Linked DNA regions of Mus musculus: region 2 is linked to region 1. A link is a contact called in ENCODE Hi-C or POLR2A ChIA-PET data. All regions are on one chromosome and are shown on one strand. Each heading gives the region's core, a stretch centred on a gene start or an enhancer-like site at or near the end of the contact. The rest is flanking DNA. Distances are from core to core; before and after follow the strand shown.

Region 1 (3,108 bases), core at 136-2,635:
CTAATCCCAACCCTCAGACAGCTGAATCTGTGAGGCTAGCATGCTCTATATAGTGAGTTCCGGGATAGCCAGAGCTACATAACGAGACCCCCATCTTTAAAAAACAGGAAAGGAAACTCACTTTCTAACCAAATGATGCATAGTACGCTATTTTCTTTCACCTTTAAAGACACATTAACATGCTTACTTTGTAAAACTACTCTACTGTAAGGGCCAATAAAATACATGCTGTGAGCATCGCAAGCCACTTGGTACTTACTTAATCTCAAAGTGACTAGAACATTTCGGTAAACTTCAAAAGCCTCCCCAAAGTATTTCACTTAGACTTGGTTTGAATCAAGGAAGATTTTCACACCAAGATTTCCTTCTTTGGGGCTGGAGTGTGTGGTTTAATCTCATCTCCGGCACCCAAACAACAAAGCCACAAAGCTTTTTGACCTTGGCCAGACAGCTCAGGGAGGAGGGCTGTGGGTGTGGTTCAGAGACCGTCCACAAGCATGGGGCTCTGGGTTCCACCCCAGTATAACAAATAAAATCTGCCCCAAGTAAGAAAAACCTAGCCGGGTCAGTGATGGTCCTCTTCTGACGTGGGCAGGTAGACCACAAAAAAGGCCTGGTTTAATTAGACTCTTCACAACCCTACCAATCAGACCTAATGGCCGACTCCACCACTCCATTAGGACGCAGTTTTTAACAGGTCCCTGTTGGGAGTCAACGCTGAGATGGTCAAAGAAAAAAGTGCCAATCCTTGGAAGGCAAGAGACAGCCGGGCAAACTGAGAGCCTCACCTGTGTGCATATCATAGTCGCCCGGGTAGGCGTAGGGATCATAAGCAGCCTGCAAGGAAAGAGACAAAGTTAGGGAGACACGCCAAATGGGGACTCCAAAAATGCTCGTCCTCGGGCCTCCATGTCAAGCAGGAGGCAAAACATACTACTCAGATAAGACTGACAGTCGCTACCTCGGAGGGCTTCACATGTGTGAGAGAAAAGGGACCCCGGGCAAGCACAAAACACGCTTACAGGTGCAACAAGACAAGAAAAACACAGTAATAGCCCCGTCTGAAGCAGACGCCATGAGAGCCAAGAACTCAGCATTAAACACCCTTCAGCCCGCCTCCGACTGACTGCGACTACACGCGGGGACATACGGCCGGCAGAGGAGGGACCCGGGGAGGAGACCCGGGGCCGGGAGGGCCGGAATGATCGAGGTCCGCTTGTTCCGGCCCGATCTGGACGCCGCCTCACCTCGGGGACAGATCCCACCGAACCGGGTGCCCACCGCGGACCCCGCCACGCGCTCACCGCTTCATTACCTCAGACTCGTAGTCATCAGCGGGGTAAGACATGGCTACGGCGCTCCAGAAGCCCGTGGGAGAGAGCGGAAGAAGAACTCCGCGCCTGCTTGGCCGGACCGGAAGTCCCGCCCAGCCCAACCTGCCCGAAAGCCTTTCCGGGGTCGCCGGGGAAGCGAAGTAGCTCTGATTGGAAGGACGGAGTTCCTAAACTATCAGAGTTCCTTCCTCCCTGCAAAACGGGCTTTTCAAAGGACATTATTGTGGAGTATGGTGTGCACGCAGAAGTAGGGGCGGGCAAGCGATAAAGGGGAAGAATGCCTAGACCCTGTTGACTCACATCTGCCATCTCAAGGATGGCGGAGGCAGGAGACTGCAACAAATTCGAGGATAACCAAAGTTAGTTATTTCCAGGCCAATCTGATTATAAAGCGGGGTCTCCAAAACAACAACAACAAAAATAAAGAGAAATCAGAAGAAAACGGTACAGAGACGATGACAAGTGACCTGCTAAGATGTAGCGTTCCTGACCTTAGATTTAGGTGTAAACGGTTTTGCCTGCAGCGAGAAATTTCTCCCCCACACCACCACCACCAAAAAAAAAAAAAAAAAAAAAAAAAAAATCAACCTGAGAACACTCAGGATGACCAAACTGGTGAAGGCCCTTGACACCAAGCCTAACGACCTGAGTTCGATGTGGGAGACCCACATGGTGGAAGGCGAGAACCAATCCCTGAACAGCTGATTTGCCTTACCTTTTGGGCACCTGCATCCTTGTCTCCGGGTCACAACAATCTCTGCTTATTACAGCCAGGTACACAACTCTGGGCTTCGGCACTCATGCTTACCTCTGACCAGACTTTAGTACAAATGACCCCGGTATCACTGCCTGGCTCTCTGTTGAAGACAGGAGTTTGCTGGACGAGTGTTGCTAATCAACGCCCTCTACTCAAAGCGTCCTATTTAGAACTGCCATTCTCCCCCCTGGCTCCTTAAGCCCTAGACTCCTTAAAGTCGTTCCTTTTGTTTGCCTGTCTGGTTGCTTTGGTTTATTTAAGCAAGAAAGAATTAGGGTTTAATAAAGACCTTACTTTTAAGATTATTTATTCCTCTGTATGAGTGAATTATGCACACAGGGCATCAATCCTCTGGAGTTACAGCTGATTTTTCAAAAATCAGCCAGCTGTACCCCTGGCTGTCCTGGAACTCAGTCTGTAGACCAGACTGCCCTTGAACTCAAGAGATCCACCTGCCTCTGCCCCCTGCTTACTGGGATTAAAGGCTTGCATAGCTACCTCCCTGCTCATTTGGTTTTAGACAGGATCTTTCTATTATGTAATTCTGGGTGTCCTAGGGTCTATTATGTAGACCAGGATGACCTCAAACTCAGAGATCCACCTGCCTCTGCCTCCTGAGTGTTGGGATCAGAGGTGTGTACTACCACACCCATACCCCTCACCCCACACCCACACCCCAAGATGTTTTGCCATAGGTTAAGCACTAGCATTAGGGGATAGATGTACTCAGAACAATGTAAGATGCACCTGAGAACAGAGCAATGAGTGTCTCAAACTAGTCATAGAAAGTACATGGGTGGGCTGGTGAGATGGCTCAGTGGGTAAGAGCACCCGACTGCTCTTCCGAAGGTCAGGAGTTCAAATCCCAGCAACCACATGGTGGCTCACAACCATCCGTAACGAGATCTGACTCCCTCTTCTGGAGTGTCTGAGGACAGCTACAGTGTACTTACATATAATAAATAAATAAATAAATAAATCTTTAAAAAAAAAAAAAAAAAAAAAAAAAGAAAGTAC
Region 2 (3,104 bases), core at 510-3,009, 34 kb before region 1:
TTTCAGGGCCCTCCCACACCCTGTCTTATGGAAACATAAGACATAAGCCTGAGAGGGGAGAGAGAGAAGGTTCTGGAAGCTGGAGAAGCCCTCCCAGGAGTCTGTCAACAAAACAGGACCAACTGTTCTAGTTATGAGATTGGCTACTGAAACCTGGAGCAGGAGAAAGACGGGCACCAGATGAACTGCCACTCTCGGCTTTATGAACACATTAAATGAACGAATGAAAGAAAGAGATCCCAGGGCTAAGGGAAGAAAGCTGAGTAGAAGGCCGCCTCGGTTGGTTGTCCTGTGGGTCTGATTATATTTTCCGGGGAGACCCTTCTGAGAAGCTCAGGTAGGAGGGATCCACATTCCAGCCGGAAGCTTCAGATTGGCAGTTGTCAGCTGCACTAGAGACCTCCCCTGCCTGGCTCCTAATTTCTGCTCCATCTTTGTTCCCCACTGTAACCAGCAGAGCCGCGGGACCATACACCTAGACAGATTCCTATCGAGGTGGTTTGGGGAAGTAGTGTACCCGCAGTCACCTGACAGCCATTTAGCTAGGAACCCTGTGCCAGAAACGGGGTTAGTGCCCTACAGAGTATCTGCCCAAAGTGCCTTACAAAAGCTTTCTCCTCCATCCCTCTAGGTTCTTTGCGCCTTAAATGTAAATGGCAAACTAGCTGAAGAGAGAATTAAAACTAATGACCTACATTCCCACGGAAGTCCCACAAAATATGGGACTTGCTGTGCCGGATGATAGCCGCTTATCTATAGAAAGGAATGGGGTTTGTCTTCTAGGGGAGGGAAGGATGGGGAAGTGAGTAAAGCCGAAGCCCGGCAGCTTCTCCCAGGTAGGAAGTGATCTGGGGCCGCATTCTTTCTGAAGACCCTTTCCGGTAGGTGCCCTTACAAAGATGTAAATTTCTATTAGAAAGAAGTCAGCCTCCCAGAGCACCCGGGGACCAGCTCGAACTTAAAGGAAGCCTAACTGGGGGAGTGGCATATTCTCATCTCCTACAGTCAAGTTTGGGGTTACTATGCTCTGACGCCAATGGAGGAAGCGAGGCTCAGTATTTCTGCTGGAGCCTAGAGTAACGACGTCCCGAAGGACGGGTCAGAGTTCCCTCTTAGAGGTCAGAGCCTGACACCAGTGGCCCGAGGTGGGGGAGGGGGTGCACGGTCTTGGGGTCTCGGGTGGCCCTGCTCCGCGTTCAGAAGCGGCGGGTGTGAGGTCCCGGACCTCTCAGGGCGGCGCGTGCCACCGCGTCATTGAGGGGAGCGGCGGTCCCCAGCCCCGCGTGCTCGCTCGCGCACCCCGGGCACTCACAGCAGGTCGGGCCGGTGCCGGTGCAGGATGGCGCAGAAAGCCAGGCCGTCCCGGAAGGAGCTGCTCAGGTCGCGGATGTCCACGCCGCGGTAGCCCTCGCACTGGCGGCGACACCAGGCCAGGAGAGCGCCCCGCGGCCCCGCCATGGCAGGCCCGGCTCGGAGACGGCCCGGACTGGGGCTCGGACTTGGGCTCCGGTTCGTGTGGCTCCGACTCGGGGTCAGGTGGCACTGGGCTGCCGCTTGCGCTCCGGCAGGGCCAGTTTCCGGCTGTGTCTGCGGCGCGGCTCGGAGGTCGGGGCGCCACCGGCGGCCGGGGCGGGGCCTCGGTGTCTTCGCTCCGCTCTGGCGCGGCTAGGGCTGCGGACTCGGCTCCCGACCCCGCCCGGCCAGCCTGCCCCGACCTGCCCGCGAAGCCTCCGCCCCGCGTGGCCCGGCCCGGGCGGCCGCCGCTTACTCACCGCGGCCCGCTGTCCTCATTGTGGGCCGGCCGCGGGCGCCCACCGCCTCCGTCCCCGCCCCTGCCCGCCCGCGTCGCGGGGGAGCGCGAGGAGGATGGGGCCCCACCCTGCGGCCCCGCCCCCGCCGTCGAGCCCCTTCCCCGGAAGGGCGGACGCCCCACATAGCCCCTCTCCTCCAGATCGAGTCAACCCTTCCCTTGGGGAGCCCCTCCTGGAAGAAGGGACAACTCCTCGCTGGCTAGCCCCTCCCCAACGCCACCCCGCAGTCTCCCCAGGCCCTCCTACCCCAAGAGGTGGGACACTCTGGCTTTGCTGCTAGCCTGCCTCAAGCTCACCCTTAGGAACCTTCAGATTCTCCTCACTGACTTCTCTGAACCACACCCACGACTGGTCTGAAAGTCGAGGCACTTTCCCCACAGATCCCAGACCTCCAGATGGCCACCAGCTTTCTTCCATACCCCACCGCGCTACAACACTTCGAACGCCCGCCCCTCCCCCCACGGCCTGCCTAGGGGATCCAAACACCTTTACTACCACCAGGCCAGAGAGCTATGTAGTATGACAGGCTGGGGACCCCACAACCAAGTTGGTCCTTTCTGGTTCCCTCTCTCCGTGTAAACTAGGGGATCATAGATCCTTCCGGGGCTCTGTCTCTTCAACTTTTAGAATGGCTGGGCTCTTGCTGAAAGGACCTAGAAACCGACACAGAGGAAAACCTCTGCTTCCAACGCCTGGTTTGATAGTTTCTTCAAGACCCCACCAGGAGACCCCTCCCCCAGAGGCGCCTCCTAAATAAACCCAGGCTGATGAATCAGCCCCGCAGAGATGGTGACATCACTCTGACCTATGTGTAGCTTGTAGGAATGAGTCTGCTGCTCCCTTCTGAGGGAATGAACAGGGTTTTAGTCATCTGAAACAGGATTTTGGAGTTCTGTTAACCCAGGCTCAAATCCTGGTTCCCTCCCTCCCCAGCAACGTGATCTTGTGTCACCTTGAATTATAGTTTCATATCTTGAAAATGAAGATAGAGCCTTGTAGTTTATGCCCGAGAGGTGCTTGCCAGCCTGGGCTACAAGAGACTTGTTTCAAAACTTAAAAACTGGGCAGAAGCTGGGCATTGGTGGTGCATGCCTGTAAGCCCAGCACTCGGAGGCAGAGGCAGGTGGATTTCTGAGTTCGAGGCCAACCTGGTCTACAGAGTGAGTTCCAGGACAGCCAGGGCTACACAGAGAAACCCTGTCTTGAAACCGCCCCCCCCCCAAAAAAAAAAACTGGGCAGAATGGCTCAAGTGTTCATACATGGCTTGAAGGAATCCTGAGGTTACAATATAA

Evidence for each region. Hi-C counts contacts between places; a loop is a spot of excess contacts on that map. ChIA-PET counts read pairs that join two places held with the same protein, here RNA polymerase II (POLR2A).
Region 2: a loop to region 1 is called in a map of heart, with 6 times the contacts of the local background. The contact joins the promoter of Micall1 here to the promoter of Eif3l in region 1. A Hi-C loop is called at or near these places in 1 of 37 maps with a recorded cell type or tissue (heart). POLR2A ChIA-PET finds 5 or more read pairs at or near these places in 5 of 5 experiments (Patski and embryonic stem cell).

What each region holds. Positions count from the first base shown.
Region 1 is chr15:79,073,500-79,076,607 of GRCm38, reverse strand. Eif3l (eukaryotic translation initiation factor 3, subunit L) reads right to left here and starts at 1,385. Exons shown (of 13, transcript NM_145139.2): 1 at 1,316-1,385; 2 at 789-837. The coding sequence starts at 1,348.
Region 2 is chr15:79,107,638-79,110,741 of GRCm38, reverse strand. Micall1 (microtubule associated monooxygenase, calponin and LIM domain containing -like 1) reads right to left here and starts at 1,759. Exons shown (of 16, transcript NM_177461.1): 1 at 1,313-1,759. The coding sequence starts at 1,458.